Linked DNA regions of Homo sapiens: all the other regions are linked to region 4. Evidence: chromatin contacts called from ENCODE Hi-C or POLR2A ChIA-PET data. All regions are on one chromosome and are shown on one strand. The core of a region is the stretch at or near the end of the contact, and the rest is flanking DNA. Distances in the headings are between cores, read along the strand shown. Region 1 holds the start of FRMD6-AS2 (FRMD6 antisense RNA 2). Region 2 has its middle 14 kb from the start of FRMD6-AS1. Region 3 overlaps FRMD6-AS2 (FRMD6 antisense RNA 2). Region 4 holds the start of LINC02310 (long intergenic non-protein coding RNA 2310). Region 5 overlaps FRMD6-AS2 (FRMD6 antisense RNA 2). Region 6 overlaps FRMD6-AS2 (FRMD6 antisense RNA 2).

Region 1 (2,700 bases), core at 12-2,511, 200 kb after region 4:
ACTTAGGTTGCATCCATGTTTCTCAAATAACATTATTTCATTATTCTTATGGCTGTGTAGTATTCCATGGTGTATATATAACACATTTTCTTTATCCAATCCACTGCTGATGGGCACCTAGGTTAATTCTGTCTTTGCTATTGTGAATAGTGCTGCACTGAACATACAAGTGCATGTGTCTTTTTGGTAAAATGATTTATTTTCTTTTGGATAAATACCCAGTAATGGTATTACAGGGTCAAATGTAGCTCTGTTTTAAGTTCTTTAAGAAATCTCCAAACTGCTTTCCACGGTGGCTGGACTAATTTACATTCCCACCAGCAGTGTATAAGCATTCACTTTTCTCAGCAGCCTTGCCAGTATCTGTCTTTTTTTTTTTTTTTTTTTTTTTTTTTAGTAATAGCCATTCTGACTGGTGTGAGGTGGTATTTCATTGTGGTTTTGCTTTGCATTTCTCTGATTATTATGATGTTGAGCATTTTTTCTATGTTTGTTGGCTGCTTATATGTCATCTGATCTTCAACAAAGTTGACAAAAATAAGCAATGGGAAAAGGACTTCTTATTCAATAAATGGTGCTGGGATAGCTAGCTATCCATATGCAGAAGAATGAAACTGATCCCCTCCCTTTCACCATATACAAAAATTAACTCAAGATGGATTAAAGATTTAAACATAAGGCCACAAAGTATAAGAATTCCAGAAGAAAACTTAGGAGACACCATTCTGGGCATTGACCTTGGGAAAGAATTTATGACTAAGTTCTCAAAAGCAATTGCAACAAAAACAAAAATTGGCAAATAGGACCTAATTAAACTGAAGAACTTCTGCACAACAAAAGAAACAATCAACAGAGTAAACAGACAACCTATGAAATGGGAGAAAATATTTGCAAGCTATATATCCAGCAAAGGTCTAATATCTAGAATTCATGAGAAACCTAAACAATTGAACAAGCAAAAAGCAATTAACCTCATTAAAAAGTGGGCAAAAGACACAAACAGACTTCTCATTGCCTTTCTAAGGCAGGCACAGGTTTCCTTAGTTCTGGCTCTTTTTTCTTCAAGCTTTGTAGCCAGGTTCTGAATGAATACCACCCCCCAGGTAAAATTCCTTGTTAAATGCTGAAACACATACCTTTGAGAACCTCTCACTTCTCTGTAAATGGTTCTTTTTGCATCTAGTGTGGCCTCTGAGTGTACCCATGGAGGCTCCTGGGTCCTCAGAGTCTGGACGGGGAGCCAGGAGTCCTGGCCTCTATTTCAGCTCCCGACGGCCAACCTGGGCTTCAACCACAGCACAGACTCCTGACTACTCCCACCCAAAAAGAGTTGTTGGAAGACTTGAAATCACAGATCTGAGAACTCCTGCACTTTGTAAATTCAAGATGACATTGTTACTGTTCTAATTTTTTTAAAATTACAGCACTCTCACTTTTTCTCCAAAAAAGGTATAAACAAGAAGATAGTTTGACTTGTTTACCTAAAGCTCTCCTTTGAGTTGCCAAGAGGAGTTAGTTACTTGAACACAGACACAGAAATACGGTCGATAGCAAAATAAGATATGCTGAGCTCAGGAGCTTAATTTTTTTCCCTTCATTGAGTAACATTTCAGAAAAGCACCAGTAATTGGAACATAATTTATTTATCAACAGGAATTCAGAATACTCCCTTGCAGTTGATTTTGGAAATCCATGTGACCCTAGCAGAGTGCTATAACCAAGGTGAGAAAGGCTAGAAACAGACGTAGAATTACAATTACCAAAGGGAGAAGAGTTCACTGTGAATATTTAACACACACTGGCATTTGGCCACTAAACTCTGGGTCTTCCTTCAAAGTTCCTGACATACCCATTTATAAAGGAGGTTAATAATCCCTTTGTACCTACACCCCCACAGTTACAGCTAAATAACAATTTTCATGATAAGCCTTTATTTTTCTGCAACTTAGAATTTAAGGCAGCAATTTCATCTACAATGTTTAAGCCCAGAATTTATTTTTGGCCTTTTCAAAAGAAAGTTGTACCCATTTAACTTCGCCTGGCAATATAAGAGAAAAATGTTTTTAAAAGTACAGATTTTAATTAACTAGGCAATTTGCCTTTCTCTGAACAATCAAACCCTGGCCATTGCCAAAGGCAGGAAGCCAGACTAAGCAGAACCATGGTTAGATACAGGGAGGCAATGTCAAGGGCTTGCAGCAAGCAGCAGTTGCCCATAGCCTGGGTTAGTAATATGCATATTATTTTAATATCCTATTAGCACTTGGCTTTGAAATGAAAATTGGGTGACTAAAGACAAAGATTTTTGGGCAGCAATTTTTAGAACATAGAGGTAAGATGTGTTTTTCACCACTTGCTTTAAGAAGCACCCTGATGCCCAGATGTTGACCTTTAAGCTACCTCTCCTAGCTCTGGGGTTTCCTGGCATTTCATGGGCAGACCTGTCCCCCAGCATCCACTATGCTTTGGGTAGAGCTGAGCTCCAGCTTTTGAAGCCTCTGGTCAGGGTTGGATGAATGGCAAGCAAACACTGCCACAAGAGAAAACCTGCTGGCTGGCAGCCCCTGGGTCAAAGCTTGTTTTAGTTTCCCGAGACCACCTTTCTATGAGACCTCAGAGAAGGGTTTTACTGCCCCAGGGGTGTAGGATGTGATTTTTAGGAAAAAAGACTCTTGCAATTTCAAGTCTGGGTAACTTATC
Region 2 (2,700 bases), core at 190-2,689, 240 kb after region 4:
TGTTACAAGGTAAGGTGCTTGTTTCCCCGGGGCCACGGAGTTGTTGTTTATAGGTCCCCATTAAGCACTGTGAGAGGGGTGACGTGAGGGGAGAAGCAGGGAGCCCCTTTCCCAAGAGGGCTAAGAAAGAAAAGTAAGGGTGAGGCCACTGTAGAGAAAAAAGACCAGATTCATTCTGAAACATTTTCTCACATTAATAAACATTTTAAGTAAATAGTAATTGTAGGCTGGGCACAGTGGCTCATGCCTGTAATCCCAGCACTTTGGGAGGTTGAGGTGGGAGGATGGCTTAAGCCCAGGAGTTTGAGACCAGTCTGGGCAACACAGGGAGACCCTGTCTCTACAAATAATAATAATTAGCTGGGCATGGTGGTGTACACCTATAGTTCCAACTACGTGGGAGGCTGAAGTGGGAGGATTGCTTGAGCCTGGGAGGTCAAGGCTGCAGTGAGTTGTAATCCTGCCACTGCACTCCAGCCTGGGTGACGGAGCGTGACCCTGTCTCAAAAAAGAGAAAAAAACTGCATTTCACATTTAAAAAATAAATCTTCATTTTTCTTTAAAATAATTGGCAGAAAATTCTACCTAAGGAAAGGAAGAAACATTTTGAATAAAAACCATTACATCAAAATCCTTGAAAAATTGATTTTATTCTGTAATTGATTTATGTGCTCCCATATTTAGTATGTAAATAATGTCAAATATATGTCATTCTTTTATTTTAGGATCACATTGTTGATACACACAGGCACACACACACACACACACACACACACACACACACATATATTTGGAAGTAAGAAGCATGCTACCACTGGCTAGGAATAGTTGGGGGAGGGGGTAGGAAACTGACCTAGAGCAAATGGCATCTTATCAGCGCAGATACAATTAGCAACATTTTACTGTACCACACATACTTGCAATGCAGTGTATCTAAAAACAAACTTAAAGGAAATGGAGAACAGAAAAACATTTTCCCCAGTTAATTTCTATAAGTCACAAGAAGGATTTCATTATAAAGTAGGAATTACAAACAGTAGGGGCAAAAAAGTAAGGAATAAAGATTAAATTCACAAAACAAGTTGGTATCTTTACCTTTTCATGACTGTGATCCATAAATCCAACTAAATCAGTTTTTTCAAGTCCATTCCAATTTAACTCATCTTCTCTGGATCCCCCTAAAAGATTTTAATGGCTGGCTTGTCTCGAAACTCAGGGACATTTATTTGTGAGTTCTCCAAGATGCTGAGTAAGACGGCAATCTTTAAGAAATAAAGTCTGCCAAGCGTGGTGGCTCACGCCTGTAATACCAGCACTTTGGGAGGCCAAGGTGGAAGGATGGCTTCAGCCCAGGAGTTTGAGACCAGGACCAGCCTGGACAACACAGTGAACCCTTGTGTCTACAAAAATTTACAAAATTAGTTGAGTGTGGTTGCATAAGCCTGTAGTCGTCACTACTTGGAAGGCTGAGGTGGGGGGATCACGAGTCCAGGAGTTTGAGGTTGCAGAGAGCTATGATCACACCACTGTATTCCAGCCTGGATGACAGAGCAAGACCTTGTCTTAAAAAAAAAAGTTTGCCAAATTCCTTCCATGGGTAATAAGCTGAGTGAGAGCGGATAGCATAGTGCCAATCCCCAATGCCAGTGCAAACAGTAACTCTGTCCCTACTACTCCATTGAGACTGGGAGCCTCCAGATGTGGGTGGTTCCGCATTGTTCACATTCCTCCTGGAGACACTTACTGCCGGGCTACTGCTCCGGGAGCCACAGCTGACAGATGAGCCTCTTGTTCCATGCTAGATTTTACAACCTGGCTCCCGCAATGATAGGGACTGAAGGCAAAGGTGATTCCAGGGGACTGTCAGTCAGCTCCCCATTTGTGACCCAGATTGTCCAACTTTCTCCTTTATACTGAGTGTATGGCTCAAATGAAGCAATTAGAAACTTGAAGGACAAAAGCTGAGTTGCAGATGGAATGTAGAGGGGTGTAGCAACCTATCTGAGAACTTTGATCATTCTTTTTTAGTCTGATCAATTTAAGACACAGTAGAGCTTACACTGTTGGAATGGAAGAGGTGTCATCCAACACTGCCCTATTGACTCCTTCTTGCCAAATGACCTCACATAATTCCTTGTAATTATTTTTAAATGTTCTACCCACTAGAAATGGGCTAAGAATTTTGTTCCCAGTCCTTCCTGTTCCATATACATATCTAAGTTTGAATCAGTTTGAGCAGGGACATATCTTGGGTTCTTCTCCCGGTTTTCTGATACATAGTTTTTGCTGTCCGAAAATCAGCCACTCTCTGCTAAGAAAGTGGACACTTCAAGTGTCAGGATTTTTTTTTTTTATTAAAACTAGGTGTTCCCATTTTTTGCCACAGGACTTTTCTTTTCCTTTGTTTTTTAAAAAATTATTTACATACTTCTCTGCCGAGTTCACACACAAAAATAATTATTACATCCCAGCACTTTGGGAGACTGAGGCGGGCGGATCACGAGGTCAGGAGATCGAGACCATGCTGACCAACACGGTGAAACCCTGTCTCTACTAAAAATACAAAAAATTAGCCGGGCGTCGTGGCAGGCGCCTGTAGTCCCAGCTAATCGGGAGGCTGAGGCAGGAGAATGGCGTGAACCCGGTAGGCGGAGCTTGCAGCGAGCTGAGATTGCGCCACTGCACTCCAGCCTGGGTGAC
Region 3 (2,700 bases), core at 139-2,638, 180 kb after region 4:
GAATTGCTAGCCACAGGGTGACTTCATGCTTCCTTTTATTTGTGCTAAAGCCACCTTTGATTAACCCTTGGGAAGGTCTTCCTGTGCTTGCCCTGCCAGCCCTGCCCAGCCCTTATGGTTTTGTAAACATCAATCCTCTCTGACCTTAGCCACCACCTTTTCAGAGTGAAGGGTGCAATAGGCTCTCCCTCTCATTGCTCAACCTTTCTAGTCTCTTCTGGTTGTGCCCTGGAATTTACTGGACCATGGTTTTCCAAGCATAGATCAGGGCACATGCAAAAATAGACTCTATCCACAGAGCCTTTAAAGCTACCCTGATAAGAAGTCTTCTTTTTTGAGATTTATATTCATTTTGAATTATTAAAATACAAGTGTCCATCATGAGACAAATGGATAAAGAAAATGTGGTATGTATGCACAACGGAGTACTACTGAGCCATAAAAGAGAATGAGATCCTGTTATTTGCAACAACATGGACAGAACCTGAGGACATTATGTTACATAAAACAAGCCAGGCACAGGAAGACAAACTTCACATGTCCTCACTCATTTATGGGAGCTAAAAATTAAAACAATTGAACTCATGGGTATAGAGAGTAGAATGATGGTTACCAGAGGTTGGGAAGGGTAGTGGGTGGGGTGGGGGAAGTGGGAATGGTTAATGGGTACAAAAATATAGTTAGATAGAATGAATAAGAGCTAATATTTGATAGTACAACAGGGCGATTCTGATCAACAGTGATTTATTGTATACTTTAAAATAACTAAAAGAATATAATTGGATGGTTTGTAACACAAAGAAAGTATAAATGCTTGAGGTGATGAATGCCCCATTTACCCTGGTGTGATTACTACACATTGCATGCCTGTATCAAAATATCTTATGTGCCCTATAAATATATACACATAGTATGTACCCATAAAAATTAAAAATAAAATAAATTTTTAAAAGGATAATAAAGAAATACAAAGTAAATGTGTTGCTCTCATGTAAGAGCAGTTTGGCCTTTTTTATCACAGCATGGAGCCTATTGAAAGACCACTTTTATGCCTAGAGAGATGATGCCCCACCAGTCACTCAAAATGGCTACTAGGAACATTATCAATCCTCTTTCATTGCTGAGAATGGCTTAAATTTGAATTTTAAGATTCAATTTGTTATTTAATTTTAAAATATGGCTTACATTTTAACTTTAAGATCCAGAGGCAGTCTGAATTAAAAACTGGGGAGAAAGGAATTAAGGCAGATAAGTAATTCCAACTTATCTATCGACATGAAATAACCTTTACAAAGATGGGCTGTGAATATAAAGAGAGCCTTGTCTGTGCTCCCTGAACATCAGGACTTTGGATCTTGCATCAGCGGAGGGGGCCACCTGGCTCTGACTTTCTCCTGCAGATGCAGATGCTCCTTGGTTGAGCTAAGTGGAAATTCCCTTCTGGAGTCTCCCTAGGTAAGGGCCGTTAGAAAGTGTCAGAGGAGTGTGTGTGACTGTTTTCTGTTTTCGTGAGATATTGTAGAACTTTAAGTCTGCTGGTCATAAATGTTTTCTTTTTGAAATCCTTAGAGATTTTTTTTCTTCTTCGTCACAATGGCAGGAATACAGAGATTTCGCATGATTTCTTAATGGGATTCAGCTGCCTACGCTGCAGTGCTTTCAGCTGTATTTGAGAATGCACTGTGTTTCTGCCTTGTTTTACGTTTGCAGATGGCTGGAACTCTCCGTGTCTCCTTTTCTTTCTGTCATGGCTGGCAAGAGCTCATGGGCCATGAGCTGCATCTTTATAAACATGAACAGATTAGCAGGTATTCCCAAATGGGACAAATGCTACCTTATTGCAGACAGTTTCTAGTATAGTCCCACATTCTTTGAGAAAGTAGGTGGAGACCCCATCAGCACCAGGCCACTGGCAGCAAATGGTTGTAGCCAGGAGCCAGAATAGAGCAAGTCCAGCCTGAGCCTGTGGTCGGCAGTGGAGAAGAGAGGGTCGCAGACCTGAGGCAAAGGGCAGCCTGAACAATCAAGAACCAGAGCAGCCCTGGCACCCGACACCCAGGAGAGTGGGCTACAGGAAGAGGATCTGAGACCAGAGCCCACAGAGTCTGCAGAAACTAGAGGCACAAGGCACGAGGAATCACAAAGCAAACTTAAGTGCCGACATCAAAGAAGGCATTCTCACCCTGTTTCCTGCTTCTGGGTTTCTCCACATTCCTATAGCCTTACAGACAGTAAGCCCAGTGTGGTGGGAACAGGGAATTGAAGTGGAAAGCACAGGCCAGGGGATCTGATGGGTCTCTTAGATCCCCTGGGAGGGCATGACAACATAGAGAAAGAAGAGTCCTTTAAAAGCATTCAACATAACGTAGTTTGCCCAGGCAGTTCACGCTGACTGAAACCTCCTCTGTCTTCTGAACTCGGGCATGCCTATCTCATCTCTTCTTTTGAAGCAGAATGCTTTAAATTTTTATTTTTATCCTGTGAACTTCAATATGCGACCTCCTTCTGTGACAGAGCTTCTCTTTTGGTCCCCCATGAGTGGATATCACCTTGTACTCCCCTGCACCCCTAAGCTCACGTTCTTCATCTTCTCTTTGACCCTCAGCATGTTATCCCTTGACCCATTCTTCAGTTTTCATGTCTATCATCTGCAAAATCTTTTCTGCCTCATAGTACTTAGGAGATCAGACATACGCACGC
Region 4 (2,700 bases), core at 78-2,577:
AGTGTTTGTATTTCCTACTTTTGTTTCTAGCTCTTAGGCACCTTGGCTAGCAAAGAATCCATCCAATCTCCCCTTCCTTCTTTCCCTTCCTTCCTGCCTTTTCTCTTTCTCTCTTCCAAAAAGGCATGTATTTTCTCTTTTCAAAGCCATAACAAAAAGGGATTTATTTTCTCTTTTCAAAGCCGTAACAAAAATGTTTATTGTTGTTTCTAAATAAAAGGGTGAAACCACAGTGAAAAAATGTAGTTCCTGCTTCATATAACATCCTTTCTCCAAAATAGTGATCTGTCTCACACTCCAAGACCCAGTAACTTTTGTTAGGTCGTCAACAACTGTTTAATACACATTATTCAGAAAGCCTGGGAAGATAAAGATTTTCATGTTATAGATTTTCCCATATACTTGAGAAATACATTCCACGGCCTAGAAATTTGTTAAGCATGTATGTGCAGTCACAAATGTACTACTAGTTTGTAAATAACACGAATATTTGTTCATGGAGGTGGAAGGGATATTTCACATGATTCATAACCATCTGGTTATAGAGCAGGAAATGAGGTGTTTGGCAAATATTCTGGGTTTTTTTTTTTTGCCAGCGAATTATTTTTTTCCCCAAAGAAGTTAAACATGTGCTCCATGGCCTACGACCTGCAAGAGGTCTTGTACTGTTTATCGTGATAATCTGTGGGCTCCTGGTGCCTGTGCTGCCACGGAGCTGTACAGCCACGGAACGCAGCTGCCTGAAGTTAATGATTCAGGAGTCACCATCTGTGCTGAGTTCTGTCTCTTTGGCACATACCACACAGACACGTCCAGAGGTGAAGGCAGTACTTACACTCACAGATTAACATTCCTGCTCATCGGAACAACTTTCCAAGGAGAAGGCCCAGTTTTCTGAATATTAAAACTTTAGGTGAGTCATTAGAATCTCATGTTTGGGGAGTCTGTAGGCCAAATTAGTCAGCCAGACAGTGTGACAAGCTGGACATGAATATATGTAACTGGACGAGCTACAGGGGCCTTACTAATCAATTAGCCAGAACAACCTCCTTTTTTATATGTGGATCCAATTTTCCAGTTCAGTTTTGCAGAAGGGGCTATTCTGTATCCCTGTGGTTAGGGCTAAATGTTAAGGCACACCATGCGAGGGGCAGGGAGGATTTATCCCTTGCTATAAGTGTTCTTAACTTACCCTGTGTGAATTCTCTCCTAGAAGTGGGTAGGTTGGGGTCCTGGAGACCTGGGCAGGGAAGATCTGTTCCTTGAGTTTGGTCAGTGAGGAGCAGAGAAGGATCTCAGAGGTGGTATCTGATCTGCAAGAGGAGACTGGAACATAGATCCACGCTGCCTGCCTAGTGAGCTGTCATCATAGAAGACTTGGGCAGAGAGGCTGAGTCTATATATATACATCAGGAAGGAAACTGAGGCAGAAAGAGAGCATTCCAAACAGAGGCCAGGACGCATGCCCAGTCTGGAGGGAGTGCTCCTTCACAGGGCACAGCTGCAAGCCCTTTACATAAGGTATTTGTGGCTTCTGCCATAGGTGGAGAAGAAAAGGTTAAGATCAATAAGTTTGCTCAGACACCTTCCCTTTGACACCACACTATGGTAGGCAGGTACATACCTAGAGCTTGAGACAAGAGATGTGAAGTTTTCAGAGATTTGGAAACACTTGCAAAGTATATGTGTGTGTGAGTAGCAAAGATGATTTGTGGGAGAGAAAAACAACTTTTACCTACTAATCTTTTTTGCTTTTCTTCAAAAGTTAGGGGCATAAGTGTGTTGTACTTTGTACCTGCTTTGTTAATAAATTGGTTGTGTTTGATACAAAGGTTGAACACCTGTAATCTCAAACTCCAAAATCTAAAATCCTCCAAAATCTGAATGTTTTGAGCACTGACATCGCGCCACATGTAGAAAATTCCACACCTCACCTCGTGTGATGAGTTGCGGTCAAAACACAGTCAAAAGTTTGTTTCGTGCTTAAGATTATTTAAAATATTGTATAAAATTATCTTTAGGCAATGTTTATAAGGTGTATATGAAACATAAATGAATTTTTTGTTCAGACTTAGGTCCCATCCCTGATATATCTCAAGGTATATAGTCAAATATTCGAAAACCCAAAAGTATCCAAAATCTGAAACACTTCTGGTCCCAAGCATTTCAGATAACGGGTATTCAACTTGAATTTAAAAGTGTGAAGTCCTTGAAAAAAAGTTTAGAAACATAGACAACAATTTTTTTGGTCTCTAGAACCAAAAGGGGGAAATGTCTTAGGAGAAAGTTGTTATACATATTTACTTGGATATACAAAAAAATTATAAAAGTGAAGATTTTCCTCTCAGCATTAGAGCTGGTTAAGTGCATATTTTGAAACTAGTCATTTAATGCTTTGGTCTATTTCCTTGCTTCTGACATAGAGATATTGGTACTTAGGTTTAAATTACAAGGGCCGTTCTGAGAATCACTGCACCTCCCCACCCACGATCCCCTCCCGTGAACACATAGAGGAGGCTGTATTCATTTCGGTGCACATGTTCCCAAGGTAGAAGTCATGGTCTTCAGACAAGGCAAAGCCAATTTTCTTTAGCTCTATTCTTGGTGGTAAAATGCTCTTAGCAACTTACTCAAGAACAATAGCTATGCAATTTTTCAAAGAACTTTCTCTCATCATCTATATAAGAAAAATATGTCATT
Region 5 (2,722 bases), core at 105-2,604, 160 kb after region 4:
GAGTTAAAAGTCTCTACTGAATCTTAAAAAGGACGCAAATGTCAAAAAGAGACAAATCCCAGCCAAGTGATGGGAAATGTGATTTCAGGATAATAGCATCTGCTCATTGGTCATTAAAATACATTATTTCCAATGAATGCCCTTAACTCTGCAGGATGGGAACATAGCTTTAATCAGACAGGTTCCCAGATCAGAGTACATCAAAACACAAGCAGCAGATTCTGTGCTGCCTGATCAACAGAGGAAAGAAATTCAGAACATTTTCTTTTACATTTAAAATGCTTTATGAGGGAAATGGGTAGTTAGTCATATTTATTATTGAGCATTTATAAGAATACTTGCTTATTGTTTTATTTCCTTATTATTTATTTTGAGCTGAGTTTCTGGTTATTAAGAAAGGGTCCTCTTTCTTAAAGGGTAGATACCTGATTGTGCAGCTAAAAGGAGCTAAAAGGTGCATCAGAACTGAAACACCTGCCTAGAGGTAGGAAAGGGATCAGATTTTCTCTAGGGATACCTACTGATCAGTTCTAAGAGACACAAGTTCCTGAAGGAGTTCATTTTTCTGGTGGCTTTTTCTAACGCTGCTTTGGTCCTGAAGGAGTTGCAGATAATGAATAGCTAAGAGAAGACGGTGGAGTTTACCGAGCGGATGAGGGGCAGGCTGTGAATTTAGTAGGAAAAGAGAAATGGGTCTGTGAAAATCTCTAGGAAGATGAGAACAAACTTGTACTTGAACATCAAAATAGCACCCTAATATCTTATTAGCAGCAAGCATACTTGGTGCCCAGGTGTTGATTTCCAAGGCCATTATCCAATAAAAAGAACCAGGGATTCTTGGAGACACGAATGATTCTAGGGCTGGAGCAAAAAAATATACAAGATGAACCTAGGGCACCCTGTAGAGCCAGAAAATAAGCAAGTTCTAAAACAAAACAAAGGCCAAAACTTACAATGATGAGACTATATTCAAAGGAACACAGGAGCCAACTGAAAGAGCTCCCAATGGCCAAAGCTGGAACAATTTGACAAATAAAATAAATAAATAAGCATTTGGATTATATCTCAAAATACAAAATAAATATCCATGAGTCCATGTTATAAATAAATGATTGAATAAATAAATAGTATAAAAGAGACAAATCTCCCAAGCAGAAAAATTCCATATTTTGTGGAGATACTCTGGCCTCAAGGAGATGGAATGTAACTCCCAATTCCTTAATTGAGGCTGTGTATAGTAACTTCCTTCCAAAGAGTATAGTCTGGGAAGAAGCAAAAGAGTAACTTTACAGTGGGGAAACCTTACAAACAGTACCTCAACCGGGTGCTCAAGATCACCAGCACAGTGACAAGTCATGTTGATGCTATGTTATCCTTGATATGATGTGATGAAAATGGCATCTGTGGAATCTGTGACTTTCTCCCCAGAATCCATGACCACAGTCTAGTCATGAGAAAAACATCAGACAAATCCCAATAAAGGGACATTCTACAAAATATCCGACTGGTACTCCCGAAATTGACTGTTCAGGTCACTGAAAGCAAGGAAAGCCTGATAAACTGCCACGGCCACGAGGAGTCTAAGGACACATCCAATTTCCATTCGCATCCAAAATGGAATCCGAGACAGAAAGAGGACCTTAGGTGAGAACTAAAGAAATGGGAACAAAAGTATGGACTGTAGTTATTGACACTGCATCAATTTTGTTTCTTTAGTGCTAATAAGTATACCGCAAAATGTAAGATGTTAATAATAGGAGAACCTGGGCACATGGTACATGGGAACTCTGTGCTATTTTCACAATTTTTCTGTAAATCTAAACTGTTCTGAGACATAAAGTTGGTTTTTAAAAGAGCCATCCTGGCCTGCACTAGGAAATACTTACTCGATGCATTGTGGACCCTTCCTCCAATTCAAGATGTCTCAAGTAGCTTTCTTGGTTAAAAGGGCAGTGATGTAAAAACAGGCATCATTTTACCAAAGGGCCACCAGATGGCTGTCATCTGGCAGAAGTCTACTTCCTGGGCTTTCTAGATGCATACATGACTATCACCGGGAGCATTCAACCTCCAAAGAAGAGTTCTACTAATTATGTCTGTCTAAATAATGTGATAAATTTAAGTTTCAAGTGATAGCAGTTAGTTCACATTGTAAATATACAACTCAGTTTGTCTGTACCAAATTTAAAACAAATTTGCCTACTGTGTCCCAGGAAATATTTCAGCCAGGTACCTTTGATTTTCACAATTGGGCTATGTAGAAATTGCTTTTGGAGACAATTAATTGGAAGCACTTATAAGGTTGTAGCTTTAATTACATACTGATGTAGTCTGCTCCTGGTTAAAAAGGCACCCCATAGGTCAGGCTTGGTAGCTTACGCCTGTAATCCCGGCACTTTGGGAGGCTGAGTCGAGCAGATCACCTGAGTTTGGGAGTTTGAGACCAGCCTGACCAACATGGAGAAAATTTGTCTCTACTAAAAACACAAAATTAGCTGAGCATGGTGGCATATGTCTGTAATCCCAGCTACTCGGGAGGCTGAGGCAGGAGAATCGCTTGAACTTGGGAGGCAGAGATTGCGGTGAGCAGAGATTGTGCCATTGCACTCCAGCCTGGGCAACAAGAGCAAAATTCTGACTCAAAAAAAAAAAAAAAAAAGTTATCTGATAAGTAGTAGTGATACGTTAAAGAAAAAAATACTACTGTTGAAGTTGCTGTTAA
Region 6 (2,716 bases), core at 148-2,647, 140 kb after region 4:
CATAAATTATTTTTCCTGAGGCTATTAGCTCAGAGTCTGAGCAACACACTGGTGTTTTTACAGGAGTCTAATGCATAGAGATTACGGCTGACTCTCCATTTTATATAATTCCTGACCTAGTACTGAGTCTCACCAAATGTTGATGATCTTCAACTCATTCAGCAACTGGGAAATAATCACATTCAGACATTTCTACCAGGCTTGTCATAGCTACTAATGCCATCCTTTAAAAAGGAAATACCTTCTGAACCCTATCAATAAATGTAAAAAAGAAATACCCTTCTGAACCCTATCAATAAATGTCGTGGTCTCAAGATGACATTGCCAGGCCCTTAGACCCAGGTTTCCTGTTTCCTCCTAGGATGCCACCCCTGTTCCACTTTCAGAGAGCGTCTCTGGGTCTTGGCTGAGGTTGTGCCTAGTGAGTTCTTGTCACTGCACACTGACAATAACTCCCCTCACTTGCAGTTTTCCTGGTGGGCTACTTTCTTCAATGTGGATCCTTTTATCTCTTTCAATTATAGTAAGACCAATAGGAAGAAAGTCTTTTGGGGAACAGCAGAATTGCAGCTTCTAGGTGGGTGGGGAAAGGACCTAATTCACAGCCTTGGGTTGACTGGTTGTTGCATGTGCCTGGGCAGCTCTGCCAGTGCCTTGCACAACCAAGGAGTCAAGTCTATGGAGGGTGGGGGTACACAGGGAACTCACCCTGCTCCTGTCTGCCTGTAGGGACAGCCATCCACATAGTTCAAACGGCTGTAGATCTCAATTCATTCTAAAGTCTACTAACTGGTTATGTTTTCTCGAACCACATGCTTAAACCAACTTCTTCCACATAAGCAGCTTTTACCCATATAATATCACTATTACAGGGAGGAAAGATTTTGTCACTCTACCCATGGTAATGTGTGATGTAGTCACCAGTCCTCAAAGCTTAATTACAACAGTGCTGCATGATTGGAGATTGAGTTGTTTCTTATGATGGTTGATTTTTTTATTGGACAAGGGCTTAGAGCCTAGCTATAGGAAGTTGTTTCTTTTGGATACAATCCTAGAAGTTTTCCTTTTAAAACATTCTTTCTACCTTTCCTATTTTCAATACCTATCAGGTCTATGTAAATATCACCGTCTCTCTCTTCTTTGCCCAGACAGCTGTCACACTATTTAGCTTTTCCTTCTATAACATTCTACTTAAAGAGGTTGCCAGTGTCACTTTCCCTCCTCTAAAACTGGGGATTAAAATTCCCAGCCTTCCAGAACAGGTAAATAATTGCTTTGTCATGAGAAAAATCAATATCTGCTACCACAGGAAGTCGGGCAGGAAGCAGTTGGACAAAGGCCTGCACTTCAGCTGTGCAGCAGAGTCATTTGTGTGACCCCAAAGGTTATGCTTTCCTGCTTGTTTTACAAAAAGCTGATGAGCCAGGCAGAGGAACCAGAGTCCAGATAGGACTAGAAGTATGTGCCAGGTACTCTCCAGTGGAGAACGCAGGGCCCCGGGGCAGCCGCTCAATTAGATGTATTGTTGACCCAAGGTGAGATTCAAGAGGAGATAAAGACTTTCAGGGAAAGGGAAGAGCAGTGAGCAGTTCACCCACATTCCCCACCAAAAGTGAACTACTCAGATATTTTGCAGTTTTCTCTTCTAATGCTCAGGGAGCTACAAGGACATTTTGAGCCTATTCAGTCATCTTTTGATTGAAATCAGGGAAACTCAGTACTCTCATGGCTTCCAGGGTCCTCAAACCTTTCTAGCCCCACTTAAAAAAAATAGCTTATTGAAATATAATTTACACACATAAAATTTGTCCCTTTAAAGTATATAATACAGTGGTTTTTAAAATATATTCACAGTACGTACAACCATCACACAATCAATTTTAGAACACTTTTACCACCTCAAAAAGAAACCCTATACTGTTTACCAATCATAATCCTATTCTCCCCTCACCCCATCCCTAAACAACCAATAATCTATTTTCTGCTCTATAGATTTGCCTATTCTGGACATTTCTACTTTCTATCTCCACAGATTTGCCTATTATGGACATGGAATATGTATAGTCTTTTGAGACTGGCTTCTTTCACTTGGCAAAATATTTTCAAGGATTATCCATGTTGTGGCATATATTAGCACTGTGTTCCTTTTTATGGCCAAATAATATTCCACGATGTGGATATACCACATTTTGTTGATCCATTCACCAGGTGATGCACATTTGGGTTGTTTCCATTGTTTGGTTACTATGAGTAACGTTGCTATAAACATTCATGCACATATCTTTGTGTGGATACATGTTTTTAATTCTCTTGGAGTGAAATTGCTGGGTTATATGTTTTGAAACACTGACAAACTTTCCCAAAGTGGCTGCTCCACCTAACAATCCCACCAGCAAGGTATGAGGGTTCCAATTTATCCACATCCTTGTCTACACTTATTATTGTCTGATTTTTTTATTTTAAGCTTTCCTGGTGGATATGAAGTGGGTCTGATTTGTGTTTCTTTTGTGAATAATGATGTTGATCATCTTATCATGTGTTTATTGACCTTATCATTAAACACATCTTGTCATCTGTTTATTCTCCTATGGTAAAATGTCTATGCAAATCCTTGCCCATATATATATTATATTATATTGCATTATATTATATATATATTTTATATATATATATATATATAGAGAGAGAGAGAGAGAAACAGGGTCTCACCCTGTTT

The links. Hi-C counts contacts between places; a loop is a spot of excess contacts on that map. ChIA-PET counts read pairs that join two places held with the same protein, here RNA polymerase II (POLR2A). Pooled maps may share reads with other maps.
Region 1: POLR2A ChIA-PET joins it to region 4 with 23 read pairs in BJ. The contact joins the promoter of FRMD6-AS2 here to the promoter of LINC02310 in region 4. A Hi-C loop is called at or near these places in 1 of 168 maps with a recorded cell type or tissue (endothelial cell of umbilical vein) and 2 of 50 pooled maps. POLR2A ChIA-PET finds 5 or more read pairs at or near these places in 3 of 52 experiments (BJ, PC-9 and activated CD4-positive, alpha-beta T cell).
Region 2: a map of endothelial cell of umbilical vein shows a loop between it and region 4 (7-fold over the local background). The contact joins the enhancer-like site here to the promoter of LINC02310 in region 4. A Hi-C loop is called at or near these places in 2 of 168 maps with a recorded cell type or tissue (PC-9 and endothelial cell of umbilical vein). POLR2A ChIA-PET finds 5 or more read pairs at or near these places in 2 of 52 experiments (MCF 10A and PC-9).
Region 3: a map of mammary epithelial cell shows a loop between it and region 4 (2.6-fold over the local background). The contact joins the enhancer-like site here to the promoter of LINC02310 in region 4. A Hi-C loop is called at or near these places in 2 of 168 maps with a recorded cell type or tissue (endothelial cell of umbilical vein and mammary epithelial cell) and 2 of 50 pooled maps. POLR2A ChIA-PET finds 5 or more read pairs at or near these places in 4 of 52 experiments (A673, MCF 10A, PC-9 and 1 more).
Region 5: a loop to region 4 is called in a map of PC-3, with 5 times the contacts of the local background. The contact joins the enhancer-like site here to the promoter of LINC02310 in region 4. A Hi-C loop is called at or near these places in 9 of 168 maps with a recorded cell type or tissue (IMR-90, MCF 10A, PC-3 and 6 more) and 8 of 50 pooled maps. POLR2A ChIA-PET finds 5 or more read pairs at or near these places in 7 of 52 experiments (AG04449, AG04450, IMR-90 and 4 more).
Region 6: a map of PC-9 shows a loop between it and region 4 (18-fold over the local background). The contact joins the enhancer-like site here to the promoter of LINC02310 in region 4. A Hi-C loop is called at or near these places in 11 of 168 maps with a recorded cell type or tissue (Calu3, IMR-90, MCF 10A and 8 more) and 8 of 50 pooled maps. POLR2A ChIA-PET finds 5 or more read pairs at or near these places in 7 of 52 experiments (AG04449, AG04450, IMR-90 and 4 more).

The regions. Positions count from the first base shown.
Region 1 is chr14:51,598,691-51,601,390 of GRCh38, forward strand. It overlaps FRMD6-AS2 (FRMD6 antisense RNA 2), which reads right to left and starts at 1,262. Exons shown (of 3, transcript NR_051990.1): 1 at 1,137-1,262. It also overlaps a transcript of FRMD6 not described here.
Region 2 is chr14:51,636,717-51,639,416 of GRCh38, forward strand. It overlaps a transcript of FRMD6 not described here. Among named protein-coding and RNA genes, the nearest start is that of FRMD6-AS1, 14 kb to the right of the region's middle. Within about 2 kb of position 1,440, at least 4 of the 41 ENCODE cell types and tissues checked have a DNase peak (open chromatin) inside an H3K27ac peak, as active enhancers do; they include endothelial cell of umbilical vein, where a contact is called at or near this core.
Region 3 is chr14:51,574,047-51,576,746 of GRCh38, forward strand. The region is part of intron 2 of FRMD6-AS2 (FRMD6 antisense RNA 2); the gene reads right to left. It also overlaps a transcript of FRMD6 not described here. Among named protein-coding and RNA genes, the nearest start is that of FRMD6-AS2, 25 kb to the right of the region's middle. Within about 2 kb of position 1,389, at least 2 of the 41 ENCODE cell types and tissues checked have a DNase peak (open chromatin) inside an H3K27ac peak, as active enhancers do.
Region 4 is chr14:51,395,808-51,398,507 of GRCh38, forward strand. It overlaps LINC02310 (long intergenic non-protein coding RNA 2310), which reads right to left and starts at 1,328. Exons shown (of 4, transcript NR_146549.1): 1 at 1,193-1,328. It also overlaps a transcript of FRMD6 not described here. RefSeq lists enhancers at 1-316, 1-1,176.
Region 5 is chr14:51,553,162-51,555,883 of GRCh38, forward strand. The region is part of intron 2 of FRMD6-AS2 (FRMD6 antisense RNA 2); the gene reads right to left. It also overlaps a transcript of FRMD6 not described here. Among named protein-coding and RNA genes, the nearest start is that of FRMD6-AS2, 45 kb to the right of the region's middle. Within about 2 kb of position 1,355, at least 4 of the 41 ENCODE cell types and tissues checked have a DNase peak (open chromatin) inside an H3K27ac peak, as active enhancers do; they include IMR-90, PC-3, PC-9 and 1 more, where a contact is called at or near this core.
Region 6 is chr14:51,533,419-51,536,134 of GRCh38, forward strand. The region is part of intron 2 of FRMD6-AS2 (FRMD6 antisense RNA 2); the gene reads right to left. It also overlaps a transcript of FRMD6 not described here. Among named protein-coding and RNA genes, the nearest start is that of FRMD6-AS2, 65 kb to the right of the region's middle. RefSeq lists enhancers at 774-1,973, 1,233-1,527. Within about 2 kb of position 1,398, at least 10 of the 41 ENCODE cell types and tissues checked have a DNase peak (open chromatin) inside an H3K27ac peak, as active enhancers do; they include PC-3, PC-9, Panc1 and 2 more, where a contact is called at or near this core.